Linked DNA regions of Homo sapiens: regions 1 and 3 are each linked to region 2. Evidence: chromatin contacts called from ENCODE Hi-C or POLR2A ChIA-PET data. All regions are on one chromosome and are shown on one strand. The core of a region is the stretch at or near the end of the contact, and the rest is flanking DNA. Distances in the headings are between cores, read along the strand shown. Region 1 holds the start of NOA1 (nitric oxide associated 1). Region 2 has its middle 97 kb from the start of LINC02358. Region 3 holds the start of DANCR (differentiation antagonizing non-protein coding RNA).

Region 1 (4,167 bases), core at 1,584-4,083, 2.0 Mb after region 2:
TGTGATCTTGGCTCAGCCTCCCAGGTTCAAGCGATTCTTCACCCTCAGCCTCCTGAGTAGCTGGGATTACAGGCACCAGCTACCAAACCCGGCTAAGTTTTGTATTTTTAGTAGACATGGGAGTTTCACCATGTGGGCAGGTCTGGTCTGGAACTCCTGACCTCAGGTGATCTGCCCACCTTGGCCTCCCAAAGTGCTCGGATTACAGGTGTGACCCACTGCACCTGGCCACAGAAGTTTCTTAAAGTCACAAGACTGATACTTCTGTTTTTTTGGGTCTCTGTTGTCCAGGCTGGATTGGAGTGCAGTGGCCCAATTAGGGCTCACTGCCACCTCAACCTTCCAGGCTCAGGTGATTCTCCCACCTCAACCTCCTGAGTAGCTGGGACTACAGGCACGCACCACCAGCCTGACTAATTTTTGTATCTTTAGTAGAGACAGGGTTTCACCATGTTGCCCAGGCTGGTCCTGAACTCCTGAGCTCAAGCAATCTGCCCACCTTGGCCTCCCAAAGTGCTAGAATTACAGATGTGAGCCACTGAGCCCGGCAAAGCCACACATCAAATTGCACTAATGGGCTGGGAGCAGTGGCTCACACCTGTAATCCCAGCACTTTGGGAGGACGAGGTGGGCAGATCACGTGAGGTCAGGAGTTGGAGACCTGCCTGGCCAACATGTTGAAACCCTGTCTCTACCAAAGATACAAAAATTAGCTGGGCATGGTGGTGCTTGCCTGTAATCCCAGCGCTTTGGGAGGCCAAGAGTTCCAGACCAGCCTGGCCAACAAGGTGAAACCCCATCTCTACTGAAAATACAAAAATTAGGCCAAGCGCGGTGGCTCACACCTGTAATCCCAGCACTTTGGGATGCTGAGGCGGGCGGATCACGAGGTCAGGGGTTTGAGACCAGCCTGACCAACATAGTGAAACCCCGTCTCTACTAAAAATATAAAAATTAGCTGGGCATAGTGGCGTGCGCCTGTAATCCCAGCTACTCAGGAGGCTGAGGGAGGAGAATCACTGGAACCCGGGAGGCGGAGGTTACAGTGAGCCACTGCACTCTAGCCTGGGCAACAGAGCAAGACAAGACTCCGTCTCAAAAAACAAAACAAAACAAACACAAAAATTAGCTTGGTGTGGTGGCGCATGCCTCGAATCCCAGCTACTAGGGAGGCTGAGGCAGGAGAATCACTTGAACCCGGGAGGCGGAGGTTGCAGTGAGCCGAGATCACGCCACTGCACTCCAGCCTGGGCGACAGAGTGAGACTCTGTCTCCAAAACAAAACAAACAAACAAAACACAAAGTTCATTAGGTTCAGACAGTAAAAAGGACGCACACTTTCTGGAACAATATACAAAGAAGTTACAAAGCAAATCTCCAGAACAGGAACTTTGCTTTGTTCCCTGGTCTATCTCCAGTGCTTAGTGACTGGGAACAGAGACGTGCTCCATAAACACTTCCATTGAAAATTACTACAACACATCCTCAATTTTCCCTAGCAGTAAGCTGACACAGAAGAGAGGTGTGACCAGAGTGGGGAGAGAATTTGTAAAGGGAAGGGTACAGGCAGCCCGCAGTGGACATTAAGGGAGGATGTACTCGGTGCCTCGGCCAGGACCAGACGTCCACCTTGCCAGGAAACGAAGAGGGCGAGCCTCCTAAAACTCACCTGGCCAAGGGGAGATGGTGGCTCTGTCGATGGCCTCGGAGCCCTTGGCAGTGCAGTAATCGGACTCCAGGAGCGTGTTAAAGAGAGTGGATTTGCCGGCGTTGGTGGCGCCCACTAAGTAGACGTCCCCACGGTAGCGCCAGGAGCGCTGAAGGGCAGAGATCAACTCTTCCACTCCATAGCCGGTCTTGGCGCTGATCAGCCGCACGTCCCTGACCACTGTGCGGGACCAGTTCGGCGGATTCGGATTCTCCCCGTCCTGTGGCTCGTCCTTGACGGGGCGCTGTGGCCCTTGGTGGCCAGGGGCCAGCAGGAGCCCGGCGCGGGCACAGTCCTCCCACAGTCGCTCCCGCAGCCTCTGCCGGTAGCCAGGAGCATCCTGGGGCAGGAGGTCCACTTTGTTTCCCAGCACGATCAGCTGCTTGGGGCCCACCAGCGCGGGCAAGTCGGGCAGCAGGGCGTCGGGCAGGTCCAGCAGGTCCACCATGTAGAGCACCAGGGAGGGGCCGGGCCGCCGCAACGCGGCGCTCACCAGCTCCAGGTACTGCTCGCGGCTCACCTGCAGGCGTAGAGCGCGCCGGTGGTGCGACAGCAGCCAGCAGCGCTGGCACACGGTCCGTGCCAGCCCGCCGTCTGCCTCCGCCGTGCGGAGGAACTTCTCTCGGGGCAGGTAGCCGGGCACTCCGGCGTCCTGGCAGTGCAGCTCTGCCCCACAGCCCGAGCAGTTCACGCCGCTGGGCGGCAATGCCGGGTCCGGGTGCCCCACGACCGGGTGCTCCCGGGACCTGGCCCGTAGGTTTTGCTGTCGCCGCTCCTCCCGCCGCTGCTGCCTCTGTCGCTCCTCCTCCTCCTGCTGTTGCTGGAGCTCCTGCAGCTGCTTTTCGCGGGTGGGTTGCGGCTCCGGATCCAGGATGTACTCCGGGAACAGAAAACGCTCCTGCATGTCACCACCTTCTCCAAAGCCCTCCGTGTCCACGGGGTCATAAGGAAGCTCGCGTCCCAGACTCGATGAGTGCTGGAAGGAGGAGGCGGCAGCGCACCTCCTCTCCAGGAGCGGCTCCCGGAGGCCATGGCGCGCTGCCGTGGGAGCGGATCCACGAAGGAAAAGGCTCAGCAGCCTGAACGGTAGGCGAGCGGGCAGCATGAGGAAGTAGCTCCAAAGGGGCGGAGCCACCAGCGCGCACGCGCACTAGGGTCCGAGGCGCGCATTTGACCCGAGACGAAAGCGCGTGGGTACTTGGGAGCTGTCCTGGTTGGTTTTGCGTCTAATCCCGTCAGTTCTCGCGATTTAAGCTCTGAGACTGAGAACCTACTTAAAGCTATGGCAAAGGCACTGGAGGATTGAGCTAGGTGGGCAGAAAAGAGCAGTGAGTGTTTTGGGTTTTTTCACTTTCAGGCTTAACGCCTCACTGCTAGCACAAGCCGCCCTTAATAAATCACACTTAAAAAGGAGCTTCCGGGGTCGGGCGCGGTGGCTCACGCCTGTAATCCCAGCAATTTGGGAGGCCGAGGCGGGCGGATCATGAGGTCAGGAGATCGAGACCATCCTGGCTTACACGGTGAAACCCCCATCTCTGCTAAAAATACAAAAAATTAGCCAGGCGTGGTGGCGGGCGCCTGTAGTCCCAGCTACTCGGGAGGCTGAGGCAGGAGAATGGCTTGAACGCGGGAGGCGGAGGTTGCAGTGAGCCGAGATCGCGCCACTGCACTCCAGCCTGGGCGACAGAGCGAGCCTGTCTCAAAAAAACAAAACAAAACAAAAACAGAAAGGAGCTTCCGGCCGGGCGCGTGGCTCACGCCTGTAATCCCAGCACTTTGGGAGGCCGAGGCGGGTGGATCACCTGAGGTCAGCAGTTCGAGACCAGCCTGGCCAACGTGGTGAAACCCCGTCTCTACTAAAAATACAAAAATTACCCGGGCGTGGTGACCCTTGCCTGTAATCCCAGCTATTTGGGAGGCCGAGGCAGGAGAATCGCTTGAACCCGGGAGACGGAGGTTGCAGTGAGCCGAGATCGCTCCACTGCACTCCAGCCTGGGCGACAGAGCGAGACTCCATTTCAAAAAATAATAAATAAATAAAAATAAAAAATAGCTTCGTGTTTTGGTCCTTATAAAGGCAAATAAATTGAGCATCCCAATGTTGCGGATTCACAGGACGAACACTTTTTAATAATAAGTATACCTGGTTTTGTTTTCAGGTGTCGTTATTTGTGCAACAACATTGAAAAACAAGCAGAAATAAAACATTGACGGAACGGATACGACCGCAGATTGCGGGAGCTGTCCTCTCAATCAGCCCGGCAGCGGCGGCCCACAATTTACGCGTGTGCAACCCTAACCCCGGCCCAAGCTTGACCTACAATTTGCGCAGGCGCAGATCCTAACTTTGGCGTCCCTGTGGGCGGCCTTTGGTGTGAGACGCGTGGTATTCTGGGAACGTCGGAGACGGAAGTTACTTCGTCTTTAGCTCCTGGCGCTGCTGGCTTCTGGGCGGTTTT
Region 2 (4,139 bases), core at 420-2,919:
TTAAGGATAATATTAATTATTTTTAAGATTCCCTAATTTTATTTTGTTGCTATTATTTGAAAGAATTGAACTGGCTTTGGACATCTATTATTCTTTTCATAGAGACTTTGAGCTTTATGACATTTATTGCAAAGAGCTTCAGCCAGCGATAACATCAAACAGGAACATACTCTGTATTTGTTTTGTAGTGGCTGTACCCCGCTGCTGGCTCAGAGGAAGGTGCAGCCTTCAGAGCGTGGATTCTGGAGCCAGAATGGCTGAATTTGAATTCTGACCCTGGAACTTTCTAGCAATGTAACTATATGCAAGTTATTCTCTTCATACCTCAATTTTCCATCTGATAATTGGGTATAATGATAGTATTTACCTCATAAAGTTGCTGTGAGAATGAAAAGAGTTAATATTTATGAAACATTTAGAACGGTGCATGTTAGTATAAGTCTAACATGAATTTTGTGTTTTTTTAAGATATTAAGCTTGCAGTTAACCAAACTCTCGCATGTCTTTCAAGTATGTGGCTGCCAATTTATTCTCTCCCAATCTCAAGTTGTGCCATTGATTTCATTTTTAGAGCCCAAAGGTAAGACTTTGAGTATCCCTTTGGTGGTGCTGGCTCAGCATCACTTTCATTTTCCTTCACTCTCTGCACCCCACCCACCTACCCACCCACCCATTTCCTGGTGCAGGTGCTAACAAGAGAGTTGGAAACAGAAGGGAAAGAAGTCTGCTGCAAACTAAGCGTGCAGTGTGCAGTCATTGAGATTTGACTGCATCTTAACATTGGCACTCAACCAAATTTAAGTGGCTCTAAGTACTTTTAAATTAGGCATATAGTTAAAATTTGACAAGCACATAAACTTAATAGCTGATTTCCAGGCAAAATTACTACCAAAACTGATTTTAACTGCCAGTAAAATAAGCCCAGGGGGTTGTTATTCAAGGTAGCCCAGTAAAATGAAATAAGGATCAGGACAATGGGAACAGTTGTGAAGATGACAAAACTGTCATGTCTACAGGTGGAACTAAGTGTCTGCCCTGTTAATGGATATAGACACAATTCAGGGAAGCAAGCCATCCAAATGCATCACTTGAATCCTGTTTGGTTGTTCTGACGTAGAAGAAGAAAAGAAAGAGAATCAATTGAGGAAATGTAAGATGCAGAACTACAAAAATAAACTTGCCGTCCCTGACATCTGTGTTTATAAATGCACTATATTAAACAGCAGAGATTTTCCCCATCGTTAGCCAACACCAAGATGGCGTCTTGCAGGCTTTGTTTTTTCTTCACCCCTAATCGTAAGGGCTTTCTTTACTCTCTCTTTGCTTCCAGCTTTTGTCTTATTCTCCCCATAAAGAGTTGGCAGAGCATGGCTGGGCAATTTCAGAAACATGGTTTATAAGTGACTTGCTCTATTATTTTGCTATTAAAAGTGAGTCTGTGCTAACTATTCTTTGATGAAGAAGCAGTCCCTTCCAGCCCCCAGGTGGAGATTTTCCCTATCAATAACGCCAGAACAAGTTTGAATCAAAGAAATGACACATACAGTGGCCAGATGTTTGGAGAATAAGAAAGGGAGCTAAGTTCACACAATTGTTCTGCCTTCTTGCTTTCCGCTGAGGTTCTTTCCTGTGAGCTGTAGGACTCATTAACAGACAGCTCTGCTCTGGGCATGCACACCGACAGCCTCAGCCTAGCCCTTCAGCGAGAGGCTGCTAACAGGCGGCCTTCCTTTTCCTGTGCAGCTGGTGTTTGCAGAAGGACATGATTTGAAAGTTGATTTATTTACCCTGTCTTTGAAAAAAAATGAATGGACATAGATGTCTGTTTGTTAAAACAATTAATAAACTCTAATAATATGATTAGAATTTAACAGAAAAACATCGTTGGCTTGCAGGTGGAAATCCAAGGTCTTCAACTTTTAGGATGTTCATCATGTAGCTGTCTCACTCAGAACAAGATAAGATGACGTGTTTGGTCTTTAAAAACAAAACAGTCAGGAGATCGAGACCATCCCGGCTAAAACGGTGAAACCCCGTCTCTACTAAAAATACAAAAAATTAGCCGGGCGTAGTGGCGGGCGCCTGTAGTCCCAGCTACTTGGGAGGCTGAGGCAGGAGAATGGCGTGAACCCGGGAGGCGGAGCTTGCAGTGAGCCGAGATCCCGCCACTGCACTCCAGCCTGGGCGACAGAGCGAGACTCCGTCTCAAAAAAAAAAAAAAAAAACAAAACAAAACAAAAAAACAGCTGATCAGTTCTTGTTTTTTACTCTACAGCCTTTGAGTCATGAATGAAGAAAATCACTTTCACTTGTGGGAGCCAGTGGGCTCCAGTTCGTGTTGTCTCTGTTGTCCGTGGAGACTTTGAAGATGTTTATATGCACCTCAACTATCAAGAGGAAGAGAACATGCCAGAAAGGGCCTCTTCCTCTTGGGCTAGCTCCTCCTCTCAAGTCCCTTCAAAAAGTCAGTGTGTCTGAGACACAATAGACACAGCTTAAATAAAGTGAAGAGGGATAGGCCGTAGAAGAAGTAGTTTCTGTCTTTAAAAAATGTATTCATTATTTTGGGGAATAATATAAACCTGAACACCAATTTAAAAAACTTTAAAGGACTATTCAGTGAAAAATCATTCTCTCTCCCACCCTCACTCCCCATCAGCCACCATGTTCCCAAACCAGAGGCAACTGCCATTATATTTCTAGAGTATTCTTCCAGAGACATCCTATGTAGATATAAACATTCATACATACACATATATATGCTTTTAAAATATGCAAATGATGTACAATACACATTGTTCTGCACTTTGCTTTTTTTTTTTCATTTAACAATACATCAGACAAAGATGTTTTTTCTGCTCAAAGTGCCATCAAGAGAGAAAAGTCATTCTTCAGTTCAATGATCTGCATCTGTTTCTGGCTTATTGTATTGACAACAAACAAAATGCAAGTCAAATTCTATTGCAGCCATAGGTAATCTCGGCCTGGAGAAATGTGAATCCTCTTTAAAACCTTACAACTCTGAATAACAGGAAGTGTGGAGTGCATAGAGGAGAAAGGGAAGGATGAATTATGCTTAATAGAACGTTTTATGGAACTGACAGTTGAGCCGAGAGACATTTTGGATGCCATCTTGCAAAATGATTCCTTGCCTAGCTCTAGTAAGTAGAATGCAAAGTTATTGGCTATAATAGCATAATTTTTGCTAGTTAAGGATCTCTATAGGTGGCATAGTGTCAATATTCTGGATATGACATGAGGGAGGTAGAAAGAGAACAGGCTTTGGAATCAGGCAGACCTAGATGTTAATACTGGATATACCAGTTATTAATTTAAACTAGTTTTCTAACCTCTCAGACCCTTGGTTTTCCTTTATGTAAAATGGAAATACTGTACATAAAGAGTGGTTGTGACAATTTGTCTTTTTTTAAAAAAAAAACACATCATAGGTGTCCACTATTACTGTGATGCTGCATAACAAATAATTCCCCCATTCTCCATGACTTGAAATAATGAATATTCATGTTGTATTCATGTTTCCATTCACTGTAGTTTAGATGTACCCAGCTGCTCTTGCCTGAGCTTTTCTGGCCTCTAGGCTTGGGTCTGTTTCAGGTCTGCTTTACACGTCTCGATTTCAGGTCAAAGGGTGACAATTGCCTGGTGGCATGCTTTTCTCTCATGGCAGAAGATAGAACCTCAAGAGGACTGGCAGCAACTCACCATGCCTCTTATAGACTCAGCTGGTCTATAAGACCAGAACATTGTTACTTCTGCCCACATTCCATGGGCCAAAACATCACAGGGCCAGGGCCAAGGCCAAATTCAATGAAGTAGGAGGAATATTCTCCCTGTAGTGAACCACAGCAAAAGCAGGCAGGGGAGGAAGAATCATAAATAATAGATTCAGGCCCCCAGTGCAACACCAGGCATCTACAGTGTTCACATAAATGGGAGCTATTATCACTATAGTATCAAATAGGAAAGGTATTAGAGATAGCACTGAATGTATAATAATTCTAAAACACACCTTAAAAGCAATTTAATTTTTTAAAAAACCACTTTAAAAAGTCAATCGGTTTGTAATTTTGTTCTTCTCGTAATCAGAGTAGGCATATATGGTCCCTCTGTGTGAATCT
Region 3 (4,486 bases), core at 399-2,898, 2.2 Mb before region 2:
TAATATCTCTCAGCTATCCAAAGGGACTATAAAAAGAACAGATTCCAACTAGAGATATGTTTGGAAGACTCTTGAGAAAGGTGAAGGGACAACAAACTGGTATTCACTCTCCAATTTCAACAAGATCCTATGAATATCTGCAAGATGATGACTAGGTGCTAGGGTTTATTGGTAAATTTTACTCAACTTCTTCTTCCCACCAAAACCACCTTAATCACACCCGAAACCACACCCTACATCAGATCCTATCATTCCCCTGTTAAAACACACACACACACACACAACAAACAAACAAAACACTTGAACAGCTTTCCATCATTCTTAGCACAAAGTATAAACTCTTTCACAAATACAAAAATTAACCAGGCATGGTGGTGCATGCCTGTAATCCCAACTACCCGGGAGGCCGAGACGAGAATAGTTTGAACTTGGGAGGTGGAGGCTGCAGTGAGCCAAGATCGTGCCACTATACTCCAGTCTGGGCAACAGAGCGAGACTCCATCTCAAAAACAAAACAAAACAAAAAAACTCTTCCAGGGTTTCCTGCATGGTCTGGCCCCAAGCCATTCTCATCTCAGGCCACTCTGCTCCTTAAGTTCCATTTCTGGGAGTCCTTAAACAGGTAAAGCCCTTTCCTGTTTTATCTTGGGGCTCTGGACGAGTTGTTCTTTCTGTTTACAAAGCCACACCCCACCAGAGCTGCCTGTCTTGATCTGTTAACCAAGTGTAGGCTATTTTTTGGTTTCCCTTCCTGCTCCACCCCCAACACCTGGGGAAAGGCTAGGTAGCATGTTGTTTGAGGGGCTCTGCCTTCAGGCTGCTTGAGTTCAAATCCTGGATCTACCACTGGCTAGCTGCTCTGTGACTTTGGGCAAGTTACATAACATAATTATTTCCCCATCTATAATTTGGAGATGATTAAATATATTTTGAGGATTAGATTTGTTAGCAGATGGTAAGTACGTGAAACAGCAATAGAAGTTCTCCTTTTAGCATATACTCCAATTTTCTTCTACTTATTTGTTTGCCAAGTTTGAGCCTGTTACCTTGAGATTGCTATGGTTGCCTTCTCAACCTCCCCAACTCCTACCCTCCAGCTGATTATGGTCTACTTATTGGACTCTGTAAATGAATAAAGAGGGAGCATGAGGAAAGGAGGTAGTCCTTCTAGCTTTAGGAGAGGCCACGGGAGTGAGCTTGTTGAACAAGACATGGTCGTGGCTTCTCTTTAAGCTTACGGTTTAGGCGGACACAGATGATGAACACACACCGGATTAGTGTGGCTTTAAGAAAGGGAATCCCAGGGCCTTAGGCCAACCCTGGAGTAACCTCGATGCCCTCTCCAGAAGGGCACCCGAGGAAGGGTCTAGGGCCCAAGAGCACCAAAATCACCAACGCCGGGGATTGGTAGGTAGCCTGAAAAATCTAATTCAGAGAAGGATGCTCCGCGCGCAGACATGGCTTATCCCCGTGCTACTGCATGAGCCACACCTAGGCCGGCCCCGGACACCGACAGCCAATGGCCGGGCCCGTCCCGCCCCATCCGGGATTGGCTGTGCGTGCCGCGGCCCTCCACCCCGCCCCGCTCAGGATCTTCCCGGGATTGGCTGAGCTACCCGACCTCTCCAGGGGATCGGCTGCGCGCCCCGCCCTTGCCCAGAGTCTTCCCGGGATTGGCTGCGGGCCTCGCGACCCTCCTGCTTCCCTCCCCGCCCCGCGCCGCCTCTCTGGTTTGTGCGCCCGTCGCAGGTCGCAGGCCTCTTTGTCAGCTGGAGTTGCGCGGTGAGTGCATCTCCAGTCTTCGGCTTTCGGTCTCCCGCGGGGAGGGCGCCCGGCCGGCCCGTGGGTCCGATCAGGGGCTGGGCTCGCCCGGTGTCCCCACGAGCTTTGCCCGCCTCGAGCTCCTCTGCTCCCGGCGGCCAGAACGGAGGGGTAGAGCAGCCCTCGGCGGCCCGGGGGGCGGGCGGCGGTGCCCGTCCCGGGGCTGCGCGAGGCACAGGCGCCGCGCCCAGCGGAACAGCCGGAGGTTCCCGGCGCAGGTCTGGGCACCGTAACAATTTTGCGCTTTGCTTCCCCAGGGCTGACGCGCCACTATGTAGCGGGTTTCGGGCGGGCCACGCGTGCGGGACAGGAACCCAACCCCAGCCGACCTTGAGCTCCAGGAGTTCGTCTCTTACGTCTGCGGAAGTGCAGCTGCCTCAGTTCTTAGCGCAGGTATGTTCCTAGCCTTGAGCGGGGTGGGGGAAGGAATGAGTCAGCCTGGAGCACGTGGCCAGTGGGACCGGAGGGTTCCCCGGCGTCTGTTTGTCGCCAAGGTCCGAATCCGGCTCCCCTTAACTGGAAGGAAACATCCATGTAGGGGCTCACCAAACAAAACAGCTGTGTTTCTAGTGTGGTTTCAGACTTAGAGAAGCAGAGATCCACGAGGTATTGAGAGCAACGCGGAAAATAGTAGTGAACCCTGTAAAAATCAAAGAAAAAAAATCACAAAGCACCCTTTCCTGTGCCCTTTTAAGGTTGACCCAGTGCTTTAAGAGGCTAACACAGAAGGGTAAAGTAAGTCTCCATAAAACCCAGAGAAGAGACTGGAAAGCTCCTCTTTGGATCCTGTCTGGAGTCACAACTGAACCAGAAAAAGTTTCGTTACAACTTGAGCGCCTTTGTGATTTTCTTTACAGTTTATAGAACAAGCAATACATTTCAGTTTTCTTTGGTTAAAACGTCATTTTAAAACTTTTCTTTCTATAGGTTGACAACTACAGGCACAAGCCATTGAAGCTGGAATGTCCTGTTGCTGGTATTTCAATTGACTTAAGCCAACTATCCCTTCAGTTACAATAGGAAAGTGCCTCTAATAAGGCCAAATATGCGTACTAACTTGTAGCAACCACGTGTCCGTGCAGTGCCACAGGAGCTAGAGCAGTGACAATGCTGGTGGCAACAGGGCAGTGTAGCAGGTGCTTCATGTTCACCTTTTCAACCTTTTCATTTAATTGTCACAACTCGGAGGTGGATTCTGTTAGGGACAGGCTGCCCCAGGACCACTCCGCCCCCGCTAACTCAATGCAGCTGACCCTTACCCTGAATACTCTGCAGCTGCATTCCTGAACCGTTATCTAGGCGCTATAGCAAGGTCACCAGACTTGCTACACCGAAGCCCTCTGGGTGGCACGGGGGAGGTCATGAGAAACGTGGATTACACCCCCTTGTAAATTCCTATTTTCACAAGATAATATATTGTAAGCCGGTCATGAGATTATATGTGGTAAAGTTAATTGACTAACAACCCCAGGGTCTCTCTCCCCCATATAAACCCCTCATTTTGTAAGCTCAGGGCTGCCACCTCCGACTGGTGGAGAAGCCTGGCAGGTTAATAAACTTACTTGGCCTGACCTTGGGTCTCTTGTCTTTTCTCTCGGCTAACCTTACAGATTCTATTCTCCCATTTCACAGGTAAAGAAATGGATTAGTGATAACTCAAGTTTCATCACCTGTGAGTATCTCTGAATGAGAGGCTTCACATGTATAACTTTTAGGCAATGTGACTTCTGGAAAGTCACTTGTCTCTTGAGATTTGGTGTCCTGGTGTAACAGTTAAGAATTATTTCAACCAAACTAGGAAAGGACCACAGTCGAGCTGTTAAGAATATAAACTCTTCATATTATTTCATTGCATTGAGCCTAAGAAGGTTCACAAAATTTGGCACAGAAGGAGTATCTGTCAGCATATTCTGTTTTTTTGTGTGTGTCTATGTAGCAAGTATTAATATTTATCTTGGAGTCATTCTTAATTCATAGCATTGTTCTTACCTTTTTATCTAAACTTTTATGTTCCATATTGTAAAGTCTAGCCTCATAAATTTAGGTAATTGCTCACAAGTTTGGATAATGTTGAATTGTAATCCCGATGTTAGAGGAGGGGCCTGGTGGGACGTGATTGGATGAAAAGGGTGGATTTCCCTCTTGCTGTTCCTTGTGATAGTGAGTTCTCATGAGATCTGGTTGTTTAGATGTGTAGTGTGGCTGGGGCAGTGGCTCATGCCTGTAATCCCAGCACTTGGGAAGGCCAAGGCAGGGGGATCACTTGAGGTCAGGAGTTAAGACTATCTTGGGCAACATAGTAAGACCTCGTCTCTACAAAAAATGAGGCAGAAGGATTGCTTGAGCCCAAGAGGTTGAGACTGCACTGAGCCATGATCTTGTCACCGTGCTCCAGCCTGAAAAGAAAAATTAATAAAAATAAAGGTTATGCAATTGTGCACATGTTATCTCAAGGCAGAGGCAGAAGAATGGCAGAGTTTAGATTAAAAGTGTGGCACCTCCCCTTCCTCCTACTCTGGCCATGTGCTTCCTGTTAGACATACCCCATGATTGTAAGTTTCCTGAAGCCTCAGCAGCCATGCTCCCTGTGCAGCCTGCTGAACCATGAGACAAACCTTTTCTTTATAAATTACCCAGTCTCAGTTCTTTATAGCAATGTGAGAAC

What was found. A loop is a pair of places that touch in the nucleus more often than their neighbours do. ChIA-PET counts read pairs that join two places held with the same protein, here RNA polymerase II (POLR2A). Pooled maps may share reads with other maps.
Region 1: a loop to region 2 is called in a map of naive thymus-derived CD4-positive, alpha-beta T cell, with 15 times the contacts of the local background. The contact joins the promoter of NOA1 here to the enhancer-like site in region 2. A Hi-C loop is called at or near these places in 1 of 168 maps with a recorded cell type or tissue (naive thymus-derived CD4-positive, alpha-beta T cell) and 6 of 50 pooled maps. POLR2A ChIA-PET finds 5 or more read pairs at or near these places in 3 of 52 experiments (T-cell, activated CD4-positive, alpha-beta T cell and activated naive CD4-positive, alpha-beta T cell).
Region 3: a map of CD4-positive, alpha-beta memory T cell shows a loop between it and region 2 (23-fold over the local background). The contact joins the promoter of DANCR here to the enhancer-like site in region 2. A Hi-C loop is called at or near these places in 2 of 168 maps with a recorded cell type or tissue (CD4-positive, alpha-beta memory T cell and naive thymus-derived CD4-positive, alpha-beta T cell) and 6 of 50 pooled maps. POLR2A ChIA-PET finds 5 or more read pairs at or near these places in 1 of 52 experiments (naive thymus-derived CD4-positive, alpha-beta T cell).

Annotation. Positions count from the first base shown.
Region 1 is chr4:56,974,773-56,978,939 of GRCh38, forward strand. It overlaps NOA1 (nitric oxide associated 1), which reads right to left and starts at 2,834. Exons shown (of 7, transcript NM_032313.4): 1 at 1,670-2,834. The coding sequence starts at 2,813. POLR2B (RNA polymerase II subunit B) reads left to right here and starts at 4,124. Exons shown (of 25, transcript NM_000938.3): 1 at 4,124-4,167. RefSeq lists enhancers at 2,067-2,126, 2,507-2,576 and a silencer at 2,327-2,406.
Region 2 is chr4:54,940,527-54,944,665 of GRCh38, forward strand. No RefSeq gene overlaps it. Among named protein-coding and RNA genes, the nearest start is that of LINC02358, 97 kb to the left of the region's middle. Within about 2 kb of position 1,670, at least 9 of the 41 ENCODE cell types and tissues checked have a DNase peak (open chromatin) inside an H3K27ac peak, as active enhancers do.
Region 3 is chr4:52,710,746-52,715,231 of GRCh38, forward strand. It overlaps DANCR (differentiation antagonizing non-protein coding RNA), which reads left to right and starts at 1,649. Exons shown (of 5, transcript NR_145129.1): 1 at 1,649-1,782; 2 at 2,079-2,214; 3 at 2,749-2,797; 4 at 3,454-3,493. It overlaps MIR4449 (microRNA 4449), which reads left to right and starts at 1,937; the gene lies at 1,937-2,002. SNORA26 (small nucleolar RNA, H/ACA box 26) reads left to right here and starts at 2,504; the gene lies at 2,504-2,625. RefSeq lists silencers at 1,455-2,288, 1,463-2,032 and an enhancer at 2,283-2,332.